2 separate regions of the Homo sapiens genome follow, and region 2 is linked to region 1. A link is a loop called in an ENCODE intact Hi-C map of the cell type or tissue named here. Cell type or tissue: spleen. All regions are shown on one strand. Links, peaks and the distances in the headings refer to the core of each region. The heading gives the core; the rest is flanking DNA.

The links. Peaks named below come from ENCODE experiments on the same cell type or tissue, not always from the same donor. Only the 100,000 strongest peaks of a DNase experiment are listed, where the experiment ranks them.
Region 2: a loop joins it to region 1, with 5 times the contacts of the local background. A loop is called at or near these places in 36 of 110 quality-filtered maps.

What each region holds. Positions count from the first base shown.
Region 1 is chr3:132,639,813-132,645,196 of GRCh38, forward strand. It overlaps ACAD11 (acyl-CoA dehydrogenase family member 11), which reads right to left. Exons shown (of 20, transcript NM_032169.5): 2 at 4,985-5,084; 3 at 2,865-2,990; 4 at 2,160-2,321. It overlaps NPHP3-ACAD11 (NPHP3-ACAD11 readthrough (NMD candidate)), which reads right to left. Exons shown (of 45, transcript NR_037804.1): 27 at 4,985-5,079; 28 at 2,865-2,990; 29 at 2,160-2,321. Among named protein-coding and RNA genes, the nearest start is that of ACAD11, 17 kb to the right of the region's middle. RefSeq lists a silencer at 1,448-1,638. In spleen, for the core only: CTCF peaks have their summits at 2,652 (motif pointing left) and 2,851; no DNase peak of the experiment used is centred there; H3K27ac peaks cover 947 bases.
Region 2 is chr3:132,349,863-132,355,246 of GRCh38, forward strand. ACP3 (acid phosphatase 3) reads left to right here. Exons shown (of 10, transcript NM_001099.5): 8 at 58-140; 9 at 2,858-2,961. Among named protein-coding and RNA genes, the nearest start is that of ACP3, 35 kb to the left of the region's middle. In spleen, for the core only: a CTCF peak has its summit at 2,873 (motif pointing right); a DNase peak (open chromatin) is centred at 2,891.

The sequences.
Region 1 (5,384 bases), core at 314-5,313:
CTAAACCTTAAACATTTAAGTCTCTTTTCCATATAGTTCCATTTTACTTACCTAGTTTTTTATCAAGAGAAAAATACTGGCCTAGGGATCAAGAGATATGGGTTCTAGTCTTTATTCAGCAACTACTTTGTAGAAGAAAAAAAAAGAATGCATACAAACACACACACGCACACACACACTCTCTCTCACACACACACACACACACACAAATATATAGGCATAGATAATCTCTGGAAAGGGTCACGAGAAATAAGTAACCCCTGAAAAAGGGAATATGGGGACTAGAAGAAAAAAGAAGACATTTACTTTTTTTTTTTTTGAGACAGAGTCTCGCTCTGTTGCCCAGGCTGGAGTGCTACCTCCACCTCCCAGGTTCAAGTGATTCTCCTGCCTCAGCCTCCTAAGTAGCTGGGATTACAGATGCATACCACCACACCCAGCTAATTTTTGTATTTTTAGTAGAGACGGAGTTTCACCATATTGGTCAAGCTGGTCTCGAACTCCTGACTTCGTGATCCGCCTGCCTTGGCCTTCCAAAGTCCTGGGATTACAAGCTTCAGCCACCGCGCCCAGCCTACTTTTCATTTTAATACTCTTTCTTATTACCCACAGAATTTTCTAAATATTTTACAGGTATGAATAGTGTAAAGATCTTCTATTGTTCTTAGAATTGAATGCAAACAAATCAACTTACTCGTAAAGTCCTCCAACAGGTGGGACCATATTGTTTATTTGCTTTTTTATCTCCATTTCCCGAGGTATCTTTGCTCAACTTAGTGCAATAGAGCAAAGACCTTTACTTGGTCTTATCTAGTCATATCAACCTGGGTTTAAATTATATCTAAGCCACTTACTTGTGTATTACTTGATTGATGCAAGCCTCCCTTTCTTCATCTGCAAAATGGGAGTAATAATACCTATATCTTAGAGTTGTTGTAAAGATCAAAAAAGAGAGGCCGACAACTCACTCTGCCATGTAGGACCTAGCATATAGTGAGTACACTCTAAACTTTAGTTCCCTTTTCTCTTCCTTAACCCCCACAAAATGATATGCTTACAAAGGAAAGCAGCCCCATATATATCTAGTATTGCTTTCCTTTAATTTAAAATGATCTCCATCACTCCAAATTTTATCTTTCCTTAAATACTCATTATAAGATATCTCTCCCAGGAAGCTTTCTCTATATAAGCAAGGGCATCCCAACTTCCACCCTTTGAATCATGGTGAGTATCAAACAATTTACCACTAGATTTTACACTCTTTTATACCATTTTCAGGTTTCGTGAATGACATGCATGTACAGGTCTCTCAAAAATGACCATAAGTTCCTGTGGGGAAGAACCTATTGTATATTTTTCTTGATATTTAACACAGTACTCAGCAGGTATTAAACACACAGTCAAGCTTAATAAATGTCTGCTAGTCCAATTGAGAAAGAAAAAACTGTAAGCCGGGCATGGTGGCTCACGCCTGTAATTCCAGCACTTTGGGAGGCTGAGGCGGGCGGATCACGAGGTCAGGAGATTGAGACCATCCTGGCTAACACGGTGAAACCCCATGTCTACTAAAAATACAAAAAAATTAGCAGGGCGTGATGGCGGGAGCCTGTAGTCCCAGCTGCTCGGGAGGCTGAGGTAGGAGAATGGCGTGAACCTGGGAGGTGGAGCTTGCAGTGAGCAGAGATTGCACCACTGCACTCCAGCCTGGGCAACAGAGGGAGACTCTGTCTCAAAATGATGATGATGATGAAGAAGAAGAAGAAGAAGAAGAAGAAGAAGAAGAAGAAGAAGAGGAGGAAGAAGAGGAGGAAGAAGAGGAGGAAGAAGAGGAAGAAGAGGAGGAAGAAGAGGAGGAAGAAGAGGAAGAGGAAGAGGAAGAGGAAGAGGAAGAAGAAGAAGAAGAAGAAGAAGAAGAAGAAAAAACTGTATAGTTAAAAGTATTGGAAAATTAAGAGTCTAAAACAGAAGATTTTGCTGAACAAAACCTAATATAAAAACATAAGATAATTTTATACTAAAAACTAGTCATTCTGAAGGACAATGTTAAAAGTCATGGCCAAGCTTCAGAAAACTATACAATAATAGCTTTTTTTGTTGACTAATAAGGTATATTATTTACAAGAACTTGAAAAAAATAGCTATTAATGTGGATGCATTACCTGTCTTTTGCAGTACCCAGCACCTATACCATATCCTTCCAGCTGCAGTGACTGTATATTCAAGGAATGTAACTGAGCCAATGTTTCTACCGTGGCCACATATATGGCTGAACGTTCTGCTGGGCTAAGTCCAGGAATTGTTAAATCACGGAAGATTCGACCCTATGGAAGTGATTACAACAGATTATTTAAATGTGTATAATCAATACTTTGTCGAATATACTAGAAAAACATTCATTTGTGAAACATATTTAATATTAGAGTATACATGCCAAAGGGAAAATAAAAGGATATGCCAAGATGAATATAAACATCAAAACTACTCTCAACTATTTTACAGAAAAAATTTAAAACACATTTTGAATTTATTGTTCTTAATGGCTTGACCTATGTGGAGTCTGTTTTCCCTGCTACCTTATGGACAATTTGGTTATTGCCATTACAGATAGCTCTTTACTGACACCTAGAGGAAAATTTAAGAATAAGTCAATACCCCCTAATTACTAAATTTGTTTCTTGTCTATTCCATCCCTCCCTTTGTAAGTGCTCAAATTTGAACAAAATTGTAAACCTTTGCAATGCAATCTAATTACCTAAAATGTTAAATAACAAACTATATCATTTATTAAGTATCATAATAAAACATCTTAATTAACTTCATAATTAAAAGTAAAAGCAACAAAATAAGATTAAGTGTTAATTTACCTGCACATGTTCCATTACGTAAAATTCTGTTCCAATGACAGAAGTATCACTGCAGTACAGTATAGGCTTGGGAACGGGGAATCCAATTGAAAACAAGGCTTTCTGGACTTTAAATTCTCTATCAATCTAAATAGGATGATGAATCATTAAAAATCAGAGAAACTGATTTAATTGTAATTAAATTTAATAACTACTTATGAGCTAATCTTAAGGCTAGAAAACAACTGTAAAACAGTATCAACACAAACTCCAGAGGATAATAGTAATAACTTCCCTAATAGTAATCTTGGTGTAATCACTATGATTATAAATTAGACCACTACTAAAAAATGTAATTTAATTAGGATAAGAAGATGAGCACCTGCATGAGACTTAATCCTGGCTCTGATAATGTGAAGGCAATAGTTACTGTTCACAATATTTCACATATTTTATCATAAAACATCCCTTTTTCCACAGCAGTTCCCTGGCTGGCTGCTCGCTCTTTCATGTCTTCCAAGGAAGCTCAGGTAAGTCTCTATTCTAGCACTCTGCCACAGTCAGCTACAAAGAGCTGGGGGTGAGAGGTGAGTGGTGGTGGAAGGAAAAGTACCTGCTCCTTCTGGAGAGCAAGGGAGGCATGTGTTTCCAGGGCAGGGGCATGGGGATCTTTCCTGGCACTCAGGACTGCTGTGGAGCTCAAGATAACTAGCAGGAAAGTAGGCAGCTAGAAGCAAACTGGAGCCTAAATAAGACAGTGAGGAAAAAATGGCTTCCTTAATTAGGACAGATGCACAGGCTATCACTCAGGACCCAAGGGCAGAGCTGTTGATGCAGGCCAAGTAAGGATGGCTTATCTACATGTAGTCACCTGGCCCCAGACTCAGGCAATGGTGACTGACCATTCTAAGGAGGGGAAGCTATGCAGCTCATTTTGACATCAGGAAGTAAAGCAGGGGCTGTGGCAATAACTGGAAGAGGAAAGTAACGAAACCCATGTTCAAGGTGAGAGCAGCCAGCAGTACCAAGGGCTGTGGAAAGAAGTGTTAACCACTCAGGTGTTGGGAAACGAGGGGGAGGGGGTAAGGGGGAGAGGGCAAAAGGGTTAGAGAAGCAAAAAGTGGATCACAGAGCTGGAGCATTGCTTTTTTCAATGCAGAGTTGAGAAAACAGAAGGGAGTTGAAACAGAGTACTCCAGATCCTTGGCAGCTGTACTTGGGCTGAGAGCATTATGCCCTGTTCTGGTGTGTTCAGGTGGGATGTTATCAAGAAAAGAGACAAATAAAACTGTTTATTGGGGCACGGGTGGGGATTTTCCTTCAGCCATACTATATCGATATTTAATAAAAGTTACCCAACTTTTTTTTATCTTAAGCATCCAACTTACTTCATGTTTCTGGGAATATGATATGGGACCAAGAAAGTCCCATAGAATCTACATTCTCTATTACTGTGGTATTAAGCCTACCCCACAATTGTCCTTCCCCAGTGACCTGGGCCTGGGAAGCACCTGCTGTACATGATTACGGCTATACCCTAAATACGCACAGTGCTTTTAATGTTCCCCAGTGCTTTGATTTCTGTCCCCTCCTGTTCTCTGAAAATCCATAGATAATACCTGTTTTCTCAAGACAGAAAAACCTAGTTTTCAACAAAAATCTTTTAGAATTCTCACTGTCTAATATTTAGAGAGTACTATAAAATACTTATTCAAATCTTTCTTTTTATCACCAAAAGATTAGAGGATTGTCATAGCAAATATATTAAAATAATTCTGAGTAGATACTATTACATATAATAATTTAAATATATAACAAAACAAAATATCTACAGATGAGTAGCACTGAAAATATTCATTGGCTGATTTTACTTCTAGCAAACAACGTAGAGGAAAATCAAATACACAAAAGAACTGGGTGTTGTTCAAGATTAATAGCCTAAAGATAGACTTACATTTCAACCTCAAATAATTTTTTAAAACAAAAAAAGATATAATTCAAGGGAAATTTTCATTAGAAATAAAATATATTTTATATTATTTGGCAATCATAAGATGCCTTTTAAAAGTAAATTGGCTTTGTGTGTATTAAAAGCATTTATTTGTCACCAAAGAATTTATCATTACATTTGTATACTATACCTGATGTGCTTTAGGAAGAAGTGAACCTGGTGGTTTTTTCCTGAGCACATATGTTTGAAAGCCCTTCTGGAGATAAAAGGTTGGATTGGACTTTCCTGCTCTAGATAAAAGTAAAAAAAAAAAAGGTCAATTACAAAGATATGTTTTCCGTCATCCCCAAATCCTACTGAAATGTCAGAAGAAACAAATGAAAATAAATTCATCTCAATGCTGGAAAATCAAGAGGGGTGCTATCAGCAGCTCACAACATGAATTTCTAGATGATATTAAAGCAGATGGCAACATACTGGCAGCTGGAGAATCTGTGACTCACAGAGGTAGAAGAGAGGACCCCACTTCCTGACTGCAAATCCTAAGTTTTATCAGGAGTACCTGTAGAACAATGACTGATCTAAGTAAA
Region 2 (5,384 bases), core at 159-5,158, 290 kb before region 1:
AACTAAAATAGAAGCTTATGTTTGGTTCAGTTTGGTTATTGATTCATCTTCTTTAAGGTGTCCTGGTCAATGAAATCCTCAATCACATGAAGAGAGCAACTCAGATACCAAGCTACAAAAAACTCATCATGTATTCTGCGGTAAGTATTTTCATCTTCATTTAACATATGTTTGTTCAAGTGTGTGATCTCTTGAAGCACAGGACCTCATCTTTTTTTAATCTTCATTTCCCCATCTCCTTGTACGTGGTAGGCACTTGCACAAAGCTTTTAGAATTAAATGCATCATTCTGTCCTTTAAGGGATTTATAATCTAAACTAACAAGAAGACAAACATAAACACTATACAAAATGGGATGGAAATACCATGCAGGCAAGTGCTATGGCACCTCAGAAAATCTAGCCATCCCTTCTGTTCCAAGAGGGTGGAGAAGAGAAGCAGAAAGGCTTCCTAGACAAGGCAGCACATCCAACACATCAAAATGAAAGGGGTTAGTAAGTGCTCCTCACTAGTGTGTAGGACAAATAAAGTAAATTATTAGGACAGAAGTGGAAGGCCAGGAATGTTGTGTCCAAAAAGTGGTACCAAATTAGTGGATGTTAACTGTGCTGCTCAATATGGAACCTAGTAGCCAGAAGTAGCTACTTACATTTAAATTAATTATGATTAAGTAGAATGAAAAATTAAGTCCCTCGGTTGTATTAGCCACATTTCAGGTGTTCAATAGCCATATATAGCCAGTGGCTACTGAATTGGAGAGCACAGATATACAACATCTCCATCATCATGGAAGGTTTTTTAGATAGCCCTGATATGGAGTGTCAGAAGTTTATGCTGGATGGCAGCTGAAGGGCCATGTTGTCCTGCTGCTTCTTTGTTTAATTGTAGAAAGAAGCAAGGAAGCAAGGGAGAACCCCCCTGTCAGTGTTTGCTCAGGGAAGGCAGGGCAGGAGTGACAGGATAGGAGCAGCATTTTGGAAATTAATTATTTTATAGAATAACTGGATGTTGGGAACAGGATATGGTGTAGAAAGCTTTTGTGATAGTCTAGAAAAATGGGGATATGGCCTAAAATTAGGGCAGCGGCAGGAGAGGAAAAGAAGTGAGCCAGGTTACAAGAAAAGCTGAGTGTGCATTCTCAGTGATGAATTGGAAGTGGGTGGAAGACAATGATGTGGAAGGTGAAGCCCCAGATGAAGTCAAGATTTCAGTTTTCAGTGGCAGGAAGGAGGTGGTCTTGGGCCAGGCAAATGTACTGATTAGGCAATGGGTTTGAAATGCCACAGGGGCATCCCAGCAGAAAACTTCAGATGGCAAAGAGAATAGAAGGAGGAAAGGGAAGAAGGACTGCAACTCAAAGTTGGAGCTACATTTGGGAGTAGAAAGAAAAGAGAGCAAGAGATCTTAGAAAAGGCTTTCATCTTGGAGAAGCCAGGGAGAGAAGAGTCTGAGACGCCAAGGAGAGACACAGTGTTTGGGGAAAATTCTGCAATTGTATTATACATTCAAATAGCTGCCCATGGAGTCTGGGATGAGCAGGGAAACAGGACATAGCATGCTGACTCCTTTCACTCACATCTCCATGACAAAAGGTTTCTCAGCTGTGGCTGGAGAAAGAAAGTCATGTTTTCATTCATGCAAGAAGGTGAAAGAGGTGACTGAAGATGCCAGGAAGTTTGTTTATTATCAGGAGCCCTAAATGGTATAGACTAGGGAAATAGGCCTGGGCAGGAGCAGAGTGCTTCCTGGAGAGAGATAGGCCTGAAATTAGTCATTTCTGCCAATTTTCGTAGTGTCTAATCTGATTTCTAGTTTTAACTTGTGGTGTGACTTCCAGCATGTCATATCCGTAGCTCCTTTTTTTTTTTCTCTATTAGATTACTTCTAACGCCTTTTGAATATGTGCACGCTGCCATACAGTTTAGGCAGCCAAATGTTATCCCAATTTTGCAGATATGGAAGTTGAGGACTGCCTAAGATTAGATAGCTAATCAGTGGCAGAAAGGGGGTTGAAAACCACTCCCCTATACCTTCCAGCCACTCTGGGGTAAACATTTAGCTTTACAATTATTTTAAATTGCATCCTATACTTCCTTGTATTTTATCTTCCCTAAACATTTAAACCTCATATATTCTTCCACAACTTTAAATCACAGATGATGCTAATCTATAGAAAAATATAATCTAGCATTAATGTGTTTCAAAATATTTCAAAAAGGCACAGCACTTAAGGAGGCTTGATTCAAATTTACTTTCTTCCATTTGGGGTTATATGACATTAAGCAAGTTGCTTAATTTCCCTGGGTCTCAATTTCTTCATCTTTTATTATTATTTTTAAAATTATTTTATTTTATCGAGATGGAGTCCCGCTCTGTCACCTTCTGAGTGCAGTGGCACGATCTTGGCTCACTGCAACCTCTGCCTCCCGGGTTCAAGCGATTCTCCTGCCTCAGCCTCCCAAGTAGCTGGATTTACAGGCCCATGCCACCACACCCAGCTTTTTTTTTTTTTTTTAGTAGGGATGGGGTTTCACCATGTTGGTCATGCTGGTCTCGAACTCCTGACCTCAAGTGATCCACCTGCCTCGGGCTCCCAAAGTGCTGGGATTACAGGCATGAGCTACCACGCCCAGCCAATTTCTTCATCTTTTAAATGAAAATAATGATACATATCTAAATCATACTGCCTAGCACACCGCTAATGCTCAACCAAAATCTTTCCTTCTCTACTTATTAAGTCATTGTGGGCGTATGGGAAATTTAATTGAATCAGAAGCCATCATGGTGCTGTACAAGTGCTTCATACCTATTGAATGTGAATCTGAACAGGCGATAAAATTGATTTCAATCTCTGTAGCATGACACTACTGTGAGTGGCCTACAGATGGCGCTAGATGTTTACAACGGACTCCTTCCTCCCTATGCTTCTTGCCACTTGACGGAATTGTACTTTGAGAAGGGGTAAGTGACTAAGTGCTTTTCAAAATCAGTATCACTGGACCTTGGGTTTCATTATTATTATTTTGGGTTAAGGGTTGTGTGCCTGTTTGTCTTTGATTTGGTTTTATATTCAGAGGGAAGAATGGTGGTAACAAGATCTTTGCTAGTCATGTCTCTTTTTTCTTTTTCATGAAGACTTTTACTGGAAAATAATATACACAGTAGATGAAAAAATTGGGAAATAGCCTATGTAACAGAAATTACATTTTTAAAAAAATTAAGGTATTCTAAGAAGTAGGCATGTATTGTATATATACTTGGCAAGAGAAAAATTTCTTGATGGTTATATAATAATATTTTTTCAATTAAAGAATTCAAACATATTCATTCAGCTTCTGATGATTCATATCCACAAGTCAAGATTCTTAAAGTACAATTTCTAACTGGTGTCTACCTCTGTGTGACCTGGTGTGGCCCTCCCCAGATGACCACAGCTTAGCTTGAACCCATTAGAAGGGTCAAAGTTAGCGTAGCCAAATGTCCCAGTTCACCAGAATTGACCCATGAAATCTGGTGTTCTCAGAACATGTGAATTTCATTGTTAAAACCAGAAATGTCCTGGAAAAACTGGGGAAGAATTGATTATCACACCAAGGTCATACCAAAAATATTTATCTGCTGTGACAACGACATTCTCATTGGGAGGAGAAGAAGGAGGTATTTGGAACAAGTCACCAGACTTCATGGGATATTATTAGTGAAATAAGAGCAAGGAAAGGGCTGAGTTAAGGCAGTGACCCCAGAGTTTGTTTTGGGATTAGTCAGGGAGATCTATTTTGCCCTTCCCTCAAGGCATTCACAATAGCTGCACACCAACCTGACTGTGCAGTTACATGGGGACCTGGCTCAAAAGAGCCCATGCTTGTTTTAATGATCTGCTGTGGCCATCTTTAAATTGTAATAATGTTTAAACAATGGGCCCTGTATTTCATCTTGCAAATTTTGTAGTCTTGGATGTAGCTTTCTGGCCCCTGAATTTGTAGAGTAAGAAAGTAACAGCACAGAGACTTCATTCTCAACCAATATCTTCACTGCTTACAAAGAAGTGAGTTCTGCACAGTTAGGGACAGGTAGATACATTCTTTATTGAACCTCTAACTGAGTGTCAGGCACAATGAACTAGAACTAAAATGTGGTCTTAGTTAACCTTGCTCTCAAATATCTAGAGTCAGCATGGAGAGGTAAGACCCACAAAATGGAGACTGGCCAAATAGAACAGAAAATGGGAATGAAACGACTAGAGACATAAAACCCTCTCTTAATAACAAGCCCGGCACAAGTCTGCCCATCAGAAGGCCAGCTCTGGGCACAGAGTTAATAAATCCAACCAAATTCCAGGATCAGCTTCAGGAGCAGGCACCATCTCCTTTGGGATAAGACAAGAGAAGCTACTGACTCTACTCGTACCTCCCTGTTCTCTGGTTTCTGGACCCCAGTGGTCCAGAGCTTGCTTTCTCAGTGCACAGAAGCATTTTCTCCCACTGAATTGCCTTGTTTTACGACCCTGAGTTAAATCTATATTACAAATCAAGTGTGGAGTATTTTTTCAACTGAAAGGCAGTGACATACAGAAAAAATTAACCAAGGGCCACGTAAAGGTCAAGTCCAATTTGTTGTTGTATTAGGATTTTTTTTATTGGCACTCCAGGGAAATATCAAAGGTGAAACGTGATTGCTTTTAAATTAGGATCAAGGAGGCTTCGAGTTAACGAATTCTGTCTAAGCCTGCTTATTAGGTGATCCTGACTGTGAAGTGATCTCACATTTTCTTATGAGAAGATACGGAGAGAGACAGAAAGAGAGAGTATTTTAGATTTTCAACCATCTTAAATACGTAAACTTTTCAGGTTGTAGAAAAGGTAGCTAAAAATATTCTTAAAAGATTTAATTTTGGGTTAGATACAGAGATTTAAAATCATAGACTATATAAAATAATTCATTAAGTTAATATTGCTTTGTTTCACTTTTACATTTTATAAAATGATTTTATCTAAACTCTTTGTACTCATCTTTGGCTTGTGTCTTCACCACTAAAGCCAATTTTGAGTCTTTTAAAATTGTTTCCCAGATATATTCACTAATAAAAGATAATTTTGTCTTCTATATAGATGAACCTCAGATTTTTGAAGTCTTAACCCAATGAAAATTAATTTCACACTTATCTAACAGTACAATGCAGGTGTACATTAATAGATGTGATTCACACGTGGTGATTCAGGCACCCAGGGTTCCCTCTTTGGACCTACGGTTTCAAGAGTGCTGTGCTCACTTGCAGGCAGCTTGTAGAAAGGAATGAAAGGGTGGAGGCAGCAACCCGCTTATCAACCACGTCAGCCTTTTAAAGGGGACACATATCATTTCTGCTCACTTTCTACTGGCTAAAT